2 separate regions of the Homo sapiens genome follow, and region 1 is linked to region 2. The links are chromatin loops, found by intact Hi-C in ENCODE. Cell type or tissue: PC-3. All regions are shown on one strand. Links, peaks and the distances in the headings refer to the core of each region. The heading gives the core; the rest is flanking DNA.

Evidence for each region. A loop is a pair of places that touch in the nucleus more often than their neighbours do. Peaks named below come from ENCODE experiments on the same cell type or tissue, not always from the same donor. Only the 100,000 strongest peaks of a DNase experiment are listed, where the experiment ranks them.
Region 1: it touches region 2 in a loop (4-fold over the local background); 4 of 110 quality-filtered maps call a loop at or near these places.

What each region holds. Positions count from the first base shown.
Region 1 is chr12:25,666,588-25,674,931 of GRCh38, reverse strand. No RefSeq gene overlaps it. Among named protein-coding and RNA genes, the nearest start is that of LMNTD1, 120 kb to the right of the region's middle. In PC-3, for the core only: no CTCF peak of the experiment used is centred there; a DNase peak (open chromatin) is centred at 4,071; H3K27ac peaks cover 1,513 bases.
Region 2 is chr12:25,433,299-25,441,642 of GRCh38, reverse strand. It overlaps the pseudogene FAM133GP and the pseudogene TUBB4BP1. Among named protein-coding and RNA genes, the nearest start is that of LMNTD1, 120 kb to the left of the region's middle. In PC-3, for the core only: a CTCF peak has its summit at 5,154 (motif pointing left); a DNase peak (open chromatin) is centred at 5,142; H3K4me3 peaks cover 804 bases.

The sequences.
Region 1 (8,344 bases), core at 12-8,011, 230 kb before region 2:
TGAAATTCATAGCAGACCTCAGGCTCTCCAGATTAGCATAATGGTGAGGTTTCTAGACTTTCTTTGAGCTTTATTCTAGGCCAAGCTTCTCTAACCCGTGGCCCGTGGGCTGCATGCAGCCCAAGATGGCTTTGAATGTGGCCCAACACAAATTTGTTAACATTATGAGACTTTTGTAGTTTTTTTTTTTTTTCTCATCAGTTACCATTAGTGTTAGTGTATTTTATTTGTAGCCCAAGACAATTCTTCTTCCAATGTAGCCCGGGGAAGCCCAAACTGGACACCCGCTGTACTAGGCCACAACAGTACCTTTTACATATAGTAAAAATTATTAATCAACTAATCTTGTCCCACAAATCTCTTACCTTTCTACTTTTAAAAATACATAGCACATTAAAAAAAAATTAGTTCCCTGAGGAATTGTTAGTTTACATAGCCCTCCCAGTCAGTCAAATAGTGGTCCCCATTTTAAAAGATTTTAATAAGATAAAAAATATACTAGGACAAATTTGTGGTTACCCAACCTCCCATTCTTCCTGTGGTAAAGAAGAGGGTGGCCTTGGCTGGATGCGGTGGCTCGTGCCTGTAATCCTGGTACTTTGGGAACCTGAGCCAGGTGGATCACCTGAGGTCAGGAGTTCGAGACCAGCCTGGCCAAAATGGTGAAACCCCATCTCTACTAAAAGTACAAAAATTAGCTGGGTATGTTGGCGGGTACCTGTAATCCCAGCTACTCAGGAGGCTGAAGCAGGAGAATCGCTTGAACCCGGGAGGCGGAGGTTGCAGTGAGCCAAGATCGCACCACTGCACTCCAGCCTGGGCGACAAGAGTGAGACTCTATCACAAAAAAAAAAAGAGGGTGGCCTTACCTGTGATTGGTCAGTGGCTGCAGGTGACTCTGCCTTGCATGGGGAAGGTCATTATTTTCCTCAATCACTACTGCCTGAAGATTCTAAAGCAGTGAGGGTGCTTATGTATAGCAGGAAACTAATTACTTCATTTCATTCTTTTGTTGGATCGTTCTTCTACTCACTTGCAAATAATCTTCCCTTTCCTTTAACAGCGTCTCTCTGAGGAGATCAACAACAGCACATTCATCAAAAGAGCTGCAGTAGGATCCCAGGAGACAATGGAAGGCTGGGACCAGGGGAGCCAGGCTAAAGATCAGCCTCCATGGCTCCTGGGTAATTGGCCTCCCCATCTCTCCAAAGGGAGCTCTTAACCGATGCAGATGGAGACTTCCATTTAATTCCTTGTATGTAGAAAAAAATAAATAATATGTAATTGTTTCACCCATAAAAGGAGCCATGTTTTTATAACAATGACAATTCAGGGCATTTGAGAGTCATTATTGGTAGTTCTTGGGGACTTTATAAGCAATCATTTCCTTGATCTGAAGCAAAAGAAGAATCAGAACATAAGGCTGCTTTTAAAATTTTTGTTTCAGGGGGTAAAAAAGACTGCACCTGAGTTTTTTTAGCCATAGGCATCTTTGTGATAACACTGGACACAAGATGCTCTATGCATCCGTGACCTGTAAAGCCAATAACACTTTAGCCATTTTTGACGCCCTTTCACAGAGAACTTAGTTAATAAAGACAAATCTTGGCAAAGGCAGTTAATGGTACCAAGACGTAAATACTTTTAAATACTATCTGGCAGCTGTTGATACTATAAAATGACTAGAAATTTCAAAAAAGGCTTATTCATTCTGAGAGAGATTCTATGTGTATTGTTCTTTAACGTTTCTAGTATACATTTAGACATTTAAGAACAGAGCTGCCAAGGATGGGATCTGATCACAGAAGTGAGTAGGGGTGAATAGGGCCAAAATCCAGCTAGTGTCCCAGACAACAATTCCCATGGCCTGGCTTCCTCTAGTGCATATATATTGACTAGTGAAAACTACGTTTAAGAGACTGAATAATAGAAAACTGACAAATAATCCAAACATCCAATAATAAGGTACTCATTGAAAAATATGCATAGAAACCATAAATGTAATCATTAAAACAAGGGCATATATGTATATAACTAAATGAAAAAGCAGGCAATAAAATAAAATATATGCTGGGCATGGTGGCTCATGCCTGTAATCCCAGCACTTTGGGAGGCCGAGGCAGGCAGATCACCAAAGGTCAAGAGTTTGAGACCAGCCTGTCCAACATGGTGAAACCCCGTCTCTTCTAAAAATACAAAAAAAATTTAGCCAGGGTTGGTGGTGTGTGCCTGTTATCCCAGTTACTCGGGAGGCTGAGGCATGAGAATTGCTTGAACCTGGGAAGCACAAGCTGCAGTGAGCCGAGATCACACCACTGCACTACAGCCTGGGCGACAGAATGAGACTCTGTCTCAAAAAAATAGTAATAATAAAATAAAATATATAACCCCATTTTGTTAAAGTATATGTAAATACACAGCAATATAAACATATACATATGTATACATGTCTGTGTGTATGTATACACACATACATTCTACCACCTATCAATTCAGGGGAAAAAAATGAAAGAATACATACTAAAACATTGACTGAATTTACTCTGTCTGATTAGTTTGGAGTGACTTGACTTTTTAGTTATTTTGATTAAAATGTACTGTTTCATTTGTGTGTGTGTCTGTGTGTGTATGAGATACAGTTATTTTTTACGTAATAAAAAGTAACAACTAATAATTGTTATTTTAAAAGAGATAGATACTATGAGCTAAAAATCGACAATAACTTTTAAAATAATCTGGGCCAGTCATAAGGGAAGTCTAAACAATCCAAGGACAGAGTATAATTCACTGTTTGATTTGGCCAGTTTTCTAACTATAATTATTATAGCTTTATGATAACATTTTCATAAGCCAAGAATAGGTGTTAAAGTGAATCATCAATTTATAAAGGTAATTATAAAGTAATTCTACTCTGATATTGATTGCATTTAATGATCCTATTCAGAAGAGTAATACTATACTTCCTTCACTCTAAGTGATTTATTACTACACTGTTCAAAGAGATATAGTATATAAAAGCATTAGGCATTTGGGACTCTACCTTAGTTTTATTAGGAAAATTAGGGAAAAAAAATGTGTTTACATGTGGCTTGTATTCCCTGACTTCTCCCTTTGGGATAATTACATTCTGGTTAATCCTTGAAGAAGAGGCCAAGGTTGGTATTTACCAAGCACATATCATAGTATTTTTCGGGCGTTGTACTGGTATATTTAATATTCACACAATCCTGTGAGGCAGGTTTTTACATTTTAAGAGATTGAGGCTCAGGGAGTTCTAACTTCTCTGTGGCCACAAAGCTAGGAAGCTGGTGATACCAAAATTCAAACTCAAGCCTTTCTGACTCCAAAGATTCTGTTCTTTCCAATCGGTCAGAGTTGTAACATCCTATGGTGATAGATTGTACTATTTTTCAGAATTATTCAATCTCCTTTTACCATAAGGAGATCATATCTCCTGCCTCGTTTACTCTGGGCATGGCCGTGTAACTTGCTTTGACCCTTGGAGTGTGAGTGGATGTGATGAATACCACATCATTTTAGAGGCATCAGGGGTTTCTGTTAACTCACTTGCACTTTTCTCTGTGCCATATGAATGTGGCAAAACTTTAGAGGGAAGGAGGAGAAAGAGATTATGTTTATCCCCTGTACACACACTGCTCCCTTCCTGCCTCTTGGAGTTCTAGGCTGGCTGCATTCCTCTAAGGCCACAGGGCATCTGCAGCTCTAGCTCCAATAACACCTTTACACCTAAGAATGATCATGATTTCTCATTCATTGATGCTCTGCCATCCCTTGCCTTCTTCACCCAGTCTGTATCTCTGTAAGTAGTTCCTTTATGATACTCTCTTCAGGATTAAGCCCTTTGAGTGGATCATCTTTTCCTGAGATGTCCCTGATGATAAAGAAGCCCAATCAGACTTTTAAACATGATGCAGAACAGAAATCAGTATCAAACGCTGGAGGCCATAGAGAACCAGAATCAAAGAGATGAGAGGGAGGAATCATGAGTCATAGAGTCCTGTGAGCAGTTTCTATGGATCAGGTACTAAGTGCTTCACATGCATGGCATTTAAACCTCACAATGACCCAGTGAGTTAATAGGATAACTACCAAATTTTATAGGTGAGAGAGTGGTTAAGTAATTTGTTGTGGTCACTCTTTAGTCATTGGCAGAGCTAAGATTTGAATCCCAAGTCTATTGCTTCCCAAACCCAGGCTCCTAACCATCTACTATACTTAACTTTCTATTACAGAAACAAGACCTATAGTTTACTGCTTGCTTTACATACTTGCAAGGCTTGGTATGTGTTATGGTTAGCTGTCTTTAAAGGGCAGATAGGGGGCAGGTATTTTGGCGATAGTCAGCAAATGTATCTGAGTGTTGATGAGTCCAGTGTTGAAAGGCTGTCATGGAAACACCTGACACCCTTCTCTGTGTCACTTCCTTCTCTCAAAGCTTAGGCAACTCCTTATTGGCCTCCAGATAAAATCCAGTCTCCTTTGCCTGTCCTTTCCTGTTCTCTGCAACTGTGCCACATCTACCTTTCCAGAATTGTCTTCTACCAGTCACACACTCAACATGCTTCAATCAAACAGACTCACTCTTTGTGGTTCACTGGTTTCTTCATGAAGTTGCTTTTGCTCCATTTTTTTCCGCTGCAAAGCCCTCTTGAGCCCTTCCGGCCCTTAAAATCACTTAAAAGCTACTCCCTCCAAACCAATCTCTCCTTATTACCCAATGACAAGCCATCATCTCTCCCTACTCTTAATATTAACAGCTTCGTTTTACTACTTTTGCTGCACATATTATACACAATAATTTTAGTTGTCTGTGTTCTCTTTTACTTTCCTATCAGATATCAGGAGCTTAGACAATGGGGAAAGCTAAACTGTGTGAAACAGAACCCCTAACCCAAGGAGAACCGTCAACACAAAGATCTCTAAACACCAGTGCCTCTATGTACTTAATGTGGCAAATGATCAATACTTTGGGCATTTAAGAGAGTGAATGTTCACATTTAGGTGAGGGGACCAAAGAAGTTTTCTTGAAAAAAAAAAATGCCATTTGGGATATACCTGGAAGTCTGGCAGGGCTGTCAAATGGCATAAATTGGGAGGCTCATTCTTTGAGGATTCTATGGAGCATGAAATGGCTTTAAGAATATTGCCTCCATTGTGCTCAACCATGCCTCCAGTGTTTAATGATACTAATAATAGCATATTTCATTTACTGAGTGCTCAACACATGTCAGAGATTGTGTTAGACACTCCCTTTTATACATTATCTCATTTAATTCTCATAAGAGCATTTAAGATGACAAAAATCAGTGCTTGAAGAGATTTAGCAACTTTTCCAAGGTGGACCAATTAGTCAGTGGTGGAGGTGAATCTTATACCCACGTCTAACTGATTACAAAGTCTAGATGACTAAATGAGGCCACATTGCCTTTATTTTTCCAACCTGACATTTTACAAAATCCTTCTTTATTTATCTACAACTGACATTCCAGGGAAAATGCAGTCCCTTAAAAGTCATATGGAGTCAATACAATCCTTAAATAATATTTATAAACTGACAAATTTTAAGGAATCTAGCTGTATACAATGCAACTCTGCAGAGTTTTGTGGGTTTTTTTTTTTTAAACAGTATTCTGAAACAACATTCTAACTATCTTATGACTTTTATATTGGGGCATTAAGGTTGTGGCTCTTTAATCTGAGGTACACAACAAATTCCAAAATCTCTGAGTGATGATATAGCTCTTCACGTGAAATATTTTCTAAAACTAAAATATGGTCCCCCAGTAATTATGTGAGTCACCATTCAAACTGAGGTCTCCGTTTAAATTCAAACCTGTATCTAGTAAATGAGATTTCAAAAGTTGCTCTTTGCTATTTTTATCGGGATAAAAATGTGACAGCACTTTCCAAGTCTACAATGAAATTAAGTTCAGGGATATGAAACTGTTATACATTGTGGAATATGAGAGACATTTACCGAAAACAATGAGCTTCTATTTTCCAGGTGCTCAGACACTCCAGTAATAAGCATTAACACACCGGAGTTGCCTGGGTGTGAGTTATAAACTAGCATGAGCTGAAAAGGAGATGTCGGTATTTTTTCATTGTTGTTAAATCATAAAAACATTTATTTCCCAGATGTTATGAAATGTTTTCTGTGCCCTGTGTGAAAACAGTAACGAATTTTCATACCAACAAAATATGACTTGAGGACAGATTGCTAGCAACATCTGTTAAAATGAGAGAGAGAGAGAGAGAGAGAGAGAGAGAGAGAGAGAGAGAGAGAGAGAGAGAGCACACAAGCACACACTTCCCAGGGGCAGAATCTTACCTACTGATAGGCAAAAGACTGGCAGGTGTCCTTCAATTACAGCACTGCCAAACAGAACATTCTCCATAAAACCTCTTGTTAGCTGCATTGTATTGGTGCAGAGCAGCAGCTCTGGAGAACCATAGGAAAATGTTAGTTTTAGCACACACTGCTAAAAATTTTGGGGGAAAAAAATCACATCTGAAAGACATAAAGTTTGGAATTATCCAGACTTTCACTCAGTTCAGAACTACCAGTAGCCGGAAGCAAAAGGGCAGTGGAAAATGAAGCATTTGCAAGTTTGTCAAATTGCTATTTATGTATGCATCAACGTATGGACTTTTTGGCAATTCGCAGACATTTTTGAGATCATATATTTTTGTAAGAAATGGAGAGGGCTGAAAATGTTTCCCAGAATGACCACAATAGACTATTGTCACACTTGACAGACCATGAAGTGGGTAAAAGTATGATTTGTTTAAACTATTGTTCACGTTCTAGACAATGCCAACTAACATCATGAATGTTAGTAGCTTGGTAAATGTAGCTTATCTGACTGAGCAATACCAACCATTCTGGTTTTCTTGGGACTGAGGGGTTTCCCCAGGACAAGAGACATTCAGTTCCACTGAAATGGCCACTAAAGTAGTATAGTCCCAGAAAAATGGTGGTTGGTGACCACCATAATAAGACAAAGTATTTTAGTTTCTGTCTTATATGCCAAATTCATATGAAATTTAAAAGTGCAAAGGAAAACAAAAACCTTGCTCTATTATTTTTAAGCCACAAACTTATGTTCAATTTTTTAAATTACAAGTTTATTGAAATAATTTAAGTGATTGTTTTAAAAAGTAAAATAACACAATAAAATATTTCTTTAGTAAACTGAAGATGTTTTTATAGCTCGTAAGAAACAGTGGAATCATTTCATCACTCTAAAGAGTTTCAAAACTTTTGCTTTAAAAATAAATAAACTAACAAAAAAAGCATGAAATAAAATGACTCCTGAAAATGAATAGAGCAAAGGAGAGGCTATAATGATATGAGCCAGAGCCAACGCATTGGTGATGCTAGTGGTAATTTTGATTGGGGCTCTGACCTGAGATAAATTAAAAACAAGGGTTCAAAGAAGCTTTGAGGCACTGTTGTATTGGGGGATAGAGAAGATAGCTGCACATGTGAATTGCTGAAAGAAATGATGGGACAGGATGGGATGAACCACTCTGTGCCACTTCCTTAAACTGGAGCCTCCTTGACAAAAGGACAAGCCACAACTGAAGTGGAAAGACTAGGTTAATAGAACCTTAGTAAGATTCACCAAGACCTGAAGATCATCCTCTTTTTGTACTTCAGAGTACAGCTTCAGGCAATTCTGTTTATTGCATCAGAGCTTAATAATAGCTGGGTGGTTTGAAAAAATACATTTTAGAAGGAACAGTGCACATGTTTGTTATTAATTTTAATTTAAAATATAAGGAGTTCTATTTTAATTATTTGCTTTTATATTGTGCCTGCTGTGGGAAAATGGAAAATGACTAACTTTTATCAAATGAAAGGAGGCGGATGCAAAGCAATATGGCTTTTGCAGCTTTTACTTTTTTTAAGCATGTTTTATATACACTGAGAAAAAACAAGTAAATTAAACATACTAAATGTTATTAATGTAAGTTATTTTGGGGTGGCAAAATAATAAATTTTTATTTTATTTTTTATTATGTCTAATTCCTCTAAATTTTTAGAGTAAAATAATAATTTATCAATGTAATAATAAAGTATTATAAGTAATAATTTACCAAACATTATGTTCCAAGGAAAATAAACCACTGTGATTACTTTCAATATCTATTAGAGAAAGTGAGCTATTAATAAGCATTTTTTTTTTTTTTTTGAGACGGAGTCTCGCTCTGTCACCCAGGCCGGACTGCGGACTGCAGTGGCGGAATCTTGGCTCACTGCAAGCTCCGCTTCCCGGGTTCACGCCATTCTCCTGCCTCAGCCTCCCGAGTAGCTGGG
Region 2 (8,344 bases), core at 263-8,262:
TGCTCTGTGGAGCAAGAGCTATCATAGTGGGGAAGGTAATATGGAAACCTCTGAAAATTCCCTCCATACCCCTGGCCAAGATAATGAATCAAAAATAATATTGTGTCCCAGGAGGAATGAGAGAGATTAGGATACTATTAAAGACCTAATGAATGCAAGGATAATGACCCCTTATTTCTCCACATAAGCAAGCAATCTCATTCCTTCAGAAGCCAGATAGATCCTTGAGACTGACTATAGCCTACTGTAGATTTAACCAAGAAGTACTTGAATTGTAGCTGTGGTGCTGGAAGAGGTAACATGACTGGATTAATTAAACCTCAGGTACGTGGTATGTGCTCACTGACTTGGCACATGTGCTTTTTTCCATCCCTAATAGAAAACAGGATAATAAATCTTTCACATTCACATGGGATAGAGGGTAATATTCTCCTATATTTTTGCCTTTATGTTACGTGAATTCTTCTGCCCTTGTTCACAATACAGTAGTCCCACCTTATCTGTGGTTTTGCTTTCCACAGTTTCGGTTATCCATGGTCAACCATGGTATGAACGTATTACGTGGAAAATTCAGGAAATAAACAATCCAAGCTGAGAGCTGTGACTGCCTACAGGGTTTCCAGATGGCTCACTCTTTGGATCGGGGGACTGGGTCTGGGATGGGTACTTTCCTCATCAGCAAGATGCAGGAAGAGTACCCAGACAGGATCAAGAACACGTTTAGTGTGGTGCCCTCGCCCAAAGTTTTAAACTGCATGCCATTCTGAGTAGCAGAATGAAATCTCAAGCTGTCCTGCTCTAGCCCACCCTGGACGTGAATCCTCCCTTTGTCCAGCATCTCTCCACTGTGTACACTACCCACCCATTAGTCACTTAGCAGCCATCTCTGTTATCAGATCGACTGTCACAGTATTACAGTGCTTCCTCAAATACCCCTTATTTCACTTAATAATGGCCTCAAAATGCAAGAGTAGTGATGCTGGCAATTCGATATGCCAAAGAAAAGCTGTAAATTGCTTCCTTTAAGTTGAAACTAAAAGTTCTCATATGCTGAGGTTGTTAAGACCTATGGTTAGAATGAATCTTCTATCTGTTAAATTGAGAAGGAAAAAGAAACTCATGCATAGTATGTATGGGGTTCACTACAATCCACAGTTTCACGCACACACTGAGAATCTTGGAACATATTTCCTACGGATAATAAGGAACTACTATATGGTCCTAAAAGGTCTGGACCACCTGGACATCACATAGAATATCACACTCATCTACTACATCATGACATCATATGCTTTGGACAGGTCAAGCAGGAGGTAGCTAGTATACTGGTGGCCTTGGTAAGACATTCTGTGCTGTTTTTACTTACAACACTTATGATATCAATGTGTAGGGTCTTTTCCTTAACCAAAAAAGTCTGCAACTCTCCAATCCTCTGACACCAATTGAGTGTCCTATGATTCAATCCAATTCTGGCACTAACTATGTGGGATTCGAGTTGGGCCCCACAGATTTAAGGACTCAGTCCCACAAGGATGCTCTTACTTTAGACTCCAGTTGTAAGTATTGGGTCTCCAGTGAACACATACTTCTGTCTGACGTGGCTACAAAATGGGGCTCCCACAATCCCCACCTCAGGTTTGTTAATTTGCTACAAGGCCTCACAGAACTTCGGAAAACAGTTTACTTACTGCTTTACTATAAAGGATACAATTTAGCAACAGCCAAATGGAAAAGATGCAAAGGGCAAGGTATGGGAGAAGGAATGTAGAGCTTCCATGCCCTCTCTGGGAGGACCACTATCCCAGCGCCTGGATGTGTTCGTCAATCCAGAAGCTCTCTGAATCCTATCATTTAGGGTTTATGATGGAGGTTCAACTATGTAGGCATGATTGATTAAACCATTGGTCATGATTAAACTCAATCTCTAGTTTCTTTCTCCTCCCTGGAGGTTCAGAGGTGAAGTTGAAAGTTTCAACCCACTAATTACAATGGTCGACTCCTCTGGCAAATAGCTCCCCTCCTGAAGCTATTTAGGGGCCCATCAAGAGTCACTCTGCTAGCATAAACTCAGGTATGGTTGAAAGATATTTGTTATGAATACCAAAAGATGATTCTATTACCCCTATCACTAAGGAAATTCCAAGAATTTTAGAAGACCTGTGTCAGAAACCAGGGACAAGGGGCAAATCTATATTTTTTATTATCACTGACATGTATTTCAAGAGATGAGAGATAAAACCTGTGAAGATTCATGACTAGCTACTTCAGTGAAGTTTTGGGGAGTCCAGTAGGTGAGTGGTGTGTAGGGTTAGCTCTTCCAAACTAAAGACAAATTGCTGCATCTTGCGTCTCCATCTCCTACCACAAAGAAAGGCCACCACTTGTCAGCTTCCTTGAGCTCTGGAGGTAATACATTTCATGCCTGGTAATATTTCTACAGCCCATGTATCAGGTGATATGGGAAGCTTCCAGCTTTGAGTGGGGCCTTGAGCAGGAAAAGGTGTCAAAGCAGGACCAGGCCACAGTGCAATCAGCCCTGTCACTTGGTCCATATGATTCAACAGGCCCCATGGTAAGAGGTGTCATGTGGTGGGAAAATATGTAGTAAAGAGTGTTTGGCAAGCTCAAGTGAAAGAATCACAACTCAGACCCCTGAGATTATGGAGCAAAACCATGCCATCAACATCAAATTATGTGCACTTTGAAAAACAGCTCTTATTTTTGGTGTGTTTGGGTCCTAGAAGTGATGGAACAATTGACCACGAGAGACCAAATGACCATCTGGAAATGCTTATTATGCACTGAATTCTGTAGGATCCACTAAACCATAAAGCCACATGATGCTTACTCATGCCTTCCAGTCCTGCTAGTAGCAGTCCATTGCAAGAGAGTGCTGATATATGTGGGATTAGACCTGAACAGGGCTGGAAGGCTTGAGTAAGTTTCATGAGTAGGAAACCAAGACCCCATATCACCAAGCACAGCTATACCAGTCAATGCCCCCAACTCTTGCACTTATGAACATATTTGGGTGGGAATGAGGGAGGGTGGGCCAGAGGGGTCCTGTATGACCAGATAAAAGAAAGAAAGAAGCCAAAGCTTGGTTTATGGATGGATTGGCTCAGTATATGGATGAAAACCAAAAAATAGACAGTGGCTTCATTACAACCACATTCAGGGAAAGAGAGTAAAGAGGAAATCTTCCCAATGGCAGATCTATGAGCAGTATAACTGGTCATCCACTTTGGATAGAAGGAGAAATGACCCAAGGTGAAAATATATATAAATTCCTAGGAAATGGCCAATGGCCTAGTTGTGCAGGCGGGGAACTGGAAGGAAAAGGACTGGAAGATCAGAGACAAGGAGTCTGAGGAAAAGCCATGTGGGTAGACAAATGGGTGAATGTATAAAGTGTCAAGACTTGTGTCTTACATGTGGATACCCACCAGAAAGCATCTACCATGGAAAAAGCACTGAACAACCAAGTAAAATGAGATGACTCAGCCTCTTGACATTAACTAGTCTTTGTCATTGGTCACCCAGAGCAGGCATGATGAACACATGAACAGGCTGGACATGGTGGCAGAAATGGAGGCTATGTGTGAGCCTGACAGCATGAACCTCACTTACCAATGCCTGTCTACCTACTGTTACCTCTGAACATCCGAAGAAATAAACATTGAATCTTCAATATGGCATATTCCTTGAGGGAATCAACCAGCCACTTAGTAGCAAGTTGACCACATGGAACCCTTCCATCCTGGAAAGACCAGTCAGCCGTTCATCCTCACAGGGACAGATACCTGTCCTAAGCGTGTGTTTTCCTTTCCTGCCTGCACAGCCTTAGCCAGCACCATTACCAAGGGCTTATGGAGTGCCTCATCCACAGACCTGGAAACCCACACAACAAAGCATCCAACCAAGAGACCTACTTCACCATGAAGGCAGTGTGAGAGTGGGCCTGTGACCCTGGGAACGACAGATCAAATCACATACTGCACCATCCCGAGGTGGCCAGCTTCATAGAATGCTGAAACAGCCTACTCCAGCTAGGTAACAAAAGTTATTTGTCATTTTTATCATTCAAATGGCATATTTCACCATGGGGATGCGAGAAGCAGAAAATCCTGATGTGCAGAGAGAAATGAATGAAGTAATTACATAGAAGGAAGCAGATGCAGCAGACTGAGAGAGATTGAGTACCGACAGATCTCAGGTGTCCAGTTACCCACAGCCCACAAGACACCTCTGTTTTCTTTTTCTTCTTCAAGTTCTGGGATACATGTGCAGAATGTGCAGGTTTTTTATGTAGGCATAATGTGCCATGGTGGTTTGCTGTACCCATCAACCCGTCATCTAGGTTTTAAGCCCCACATGCATTATTTGTCCTAATGCTCTCCCTCCCCTTGCCCCCCACCCCCCAAAAGGCCCCGGACACCTCTATTTTCTAATAATTAATCTACCCCCCTTTTTCATAAGCAAGCTTGATTTGGTTCCTGTTATCTGCAACTAAAAGATCTTATCTGATACAATACATTTCAAAGAGGCAAACTTCTGCCTTCACCTGATGAACTTTCCAATAAATAATACAGTTGTTCCAAAATGGAAAACGCTTCTCTTATCATTTTGAGGTTTAGACAGCCCTTCATCACTGTGTAGAAGAAATTCTGTCTATTATAAATAGTTGAACTAGATAAACTGAAGGTCCCTTGCTAGTTTGAGATCCTCTGACAAATATCAGGAAAGCCATGATATGGAAAATAGAATAGTTTCACTCTTTTGGGAAATAAAAAATAATGAGTCTCCAAGTGCTCGATAACATTCCAAGAAAGGATGTGTGAGAGTGTATTACATTGCAGGGGGAAAACTGACAGATTCTAGATTTAGCGTTTGTTGGAAAACTGGAACCAAAGTTTACAATGATTTCTCTTTTATTAAATTAATACACACAAAAAGCCTAGAAGCTCAGTATTTGGGATGCATAAAATATAAAAATAAAATATTAAATGAAGTAGCTTTTAAATGTATGTTTTTATTTACTGGCTGAAATGAAAATTGAAAAAGATTGCACAAAATTTTTTGGCAAAATGCTGTAGTATGCTTTCTCTTGATATCACTGCCAACAATGCCCTCTAGTGGTAAACCAAGTAGGCACTGACTAATGGGGGGAAAATGAAACAAGCAAGCCTGCTAAACACATTGGTAAGATTTTCATGAAAATACGAACTTTTAGTGCAGAAGGACCTGCGGCAGGCCTACTTCAGCTGCCTCCCGAGCCAGGTTTCCCTTGGTGGGTGACCGTGTCCCTTGATGAGTGACTGTGCGCTCACTCGGGCACCAAGGAGAAGCAGGACCATCGGGTAGCCTATGTGAATCCAACAGCAATGGCCAGATCAAGGGGTCCAATCCAGTCTTAAGGGCCAACAATCCAGGATTCTCTCCGTCAACCAAGGCCTATCTGGGAAGAAGTGCAAGAGCAACTAGAAAAGAAAAAGAAAAAGGCGCCAAGGCTTTGTATGAATTTGAAGAAAAAACTAGAAAAACACAGGAAGAAATTGTTAAGTGAAAGTAAGAGCTTATCCAAAAAAAGAGAAAAAAAAAGAAAAAGAATAAATCTGGTAGGTATTCATCGTCTTCATCATGCTCTGATTCTTCCAGCAGTTCTTCTGATTCTGAGGATGAGGATAAGAAACATGGAAAAGGGAGAAAGAAAAAGAACCATTCACATAAATCTTCTGAAAGCTCCATGTCAGAAACTGAATCAGACAGTAAGGATAGAAAGACAATAAGGAAGAAAGACTTCTTTTTAAAGAAAAAGAAGGACCCAACTGAGAAAGAAAAAGGCTATTAAACGACTCAGCAAAAAGAAACCCATATTCTGAAGATAAATCTTTATCACCTGAGTCCTTGTCAGAATCAGAGTATATTGAGGAGATAAGAGCAAAAAAGAAGAAAAGCAGTGAAGAATGAGAAAAAACAACACAAAAAAAGGAAAAAGGAGCATGAGAAAAACAGTAAGAAGAGAAAGAAGGCTGCTAGTTCAAGTCCTGACTCATCATAATATTAAGAAAAATCAGGATTCCCTTATAGAGAAAGTACAATGTCTAAGGAAATTTCAACTGTGAAAATTACAACATATTTACTATAATGCATGAATTTTCTTGTTTTTAGAATTATCCTTGGACTGGCCAGACGCAGTGGCTCACGCCTGTAATCCCAGCACTTTGGGAGGCCAAGGCGTGTGAATCACCTGAAGTCAAGAGTTTGAGACCAGCCTGACCAACAGGGTGAAACCCCGTCTCTACTAAAAATACAAAAATTAGCTGGGCCTGGTGGCTGGTGCCTGTAATCCCAGCTAGTTGGAAGGCTGAGGCAGGAGAATCACTTGAACCCGGGAGGCAGAGGTTGCAGTGAACTGAGATGGTGCCACTGCACTCCAGACTGGGCAAAAGAGCAAGACTCCATCTCAAAAAAAAAAAAAGAATTATCCCCAGACTACCCAGTAGCTATTCAAATGCCGCTGTGTGCAAGGGCCGTAAATGTTGCCTGCTGCTTATCTATTCTTTTCTCTTCCAGTGCTTGATAACTCTGGGAGATAATACATTGCAGTAGCACTAGTGGTTACAATATTTGGGAATAAAATTAATATTTTTGACTAGAAGTGTACAATGATAAATCAACAGAAATCCAACTTGAATACATCTTTAAGGTGGAATCAGAAACGGCCAGATGTTAAAAATTTTAAAGTAGTTAAAATTTTTGAAGTAAGGATTACATTGACATTTCAAAATCCGTACTCTGTAGATCAGTGTATTTTAATTTTTTCCCCGTGTAGACTTTTATTTACCTGGGAAAGGTGCTTTTTAGGATGCAGGGAGGAGGTGCTTTGCTGTCTCTTTAAGCTAGGAGAACAACATGCCTTTGATCCTCACACTTCCTGTATTTGAGGAAAGAGTAGCCAGGCTTTATGGAGAGGTCAGAGCTGGGTGCCAGGAGTCTTGCCTTTTACTGAGCTTAGGGACATCCTTGGATTTTGTCATACGCTTCTTTGAATGAACCAGAGAAACAGCCCTTTTGCAGCATGAGAAAGCCCCAAAACCCCTGGGATTTACCTCCACTTCAATAATACTGAATATTTTTTAGCATTAGAATATGCTGGGTCATTTGAATTAATTTTGATGACACTTTGGCTTTGGAGAGAAATGGTTTCAAATAGACACTGGTACACTGGTACTTTTTGAACTTGAAAACTAAATATTCTAAAGTGCATGTTTCATACCATAAAGTTTTAATTAGTCAGGAAAATTCCATGTAACCAGTGATAGTTCCTTTATTTTTTGTATGAAGTTTGTTTAGGCTGCAATGTTTAGCTTTTGTTAACTCCTTTCTCTTGCTGTCTTAAGTTCACTGCTGTGTTTAATGGCACACTTGCCAAGATATTGAGCATATAAAAAGCAGGGTTTTGATTTTTAAAAAAAATACAGCTTCATATTGAGGCTGAGACTTACCATAAACAAGTTGAGTAGCAAGCCTGGTATGCTGTGTCTTGTTACATAAAGCTATCGCCAGAATCTTAGTAAATATAATGTCTTAAAAGTTAAAAAAAAAAAAACAGAAAAAAGAAAATATGAACTTTTACACTTCCAGTTGGTAACTGAATGTTATATTTGGCAATAAAATGAACCTTTACAAGGTACTGCAGCATATACCTTAAAGCACAAGCATGTCAAAGCCAATTTTCCCCTGTGGTTTTCATGAACATATGCCAAACAGCACAGGAAAATAGCCATCTGTAAGGTCTCATTGGGGCATTTCTGGGTCACAACTTCCACTGGTATCTTAAAAGAAATTAAAATCTGCTTTTATGGAGGATGACATCATTCACCAAAAAAACTGCTTTTAAACCCGATTACCTTCGAGAATTATAGCCATCAGGCACCAACAATGACTCATTCCCACTTTCAAGGCTTTATCTGAATTCTGAACTCATCAACCAGGTAAAGTCTCTTTGCTTGAGAATTCTTCAAACTATAGCTCTCAACTGGTGGGGCAAGCTGGTCAAAACAAGTTACAGTTATAGGAATAAAATTTCTCTAATCCTGGCTCAGCAAAGAGCTTCCCAAAGGAACTGCAGGTGAAGTAAAAGAAAGAAGGCAACTTACACAGCTTATTCCCCTCTAATTCAAACCAGCTCTAGTACTCTTATCTAAATCTGGCTTAAAATTTCTTTGTCTTTGCAAATTGTTCTCCTTTCTCTCCACTCCAAGCCTCCTTCCTTCATACTTTCTAATCATTCTCTCTTCCCTTCAGTAGCTGACTGAATATGTGTATGGTATTAAGAGGC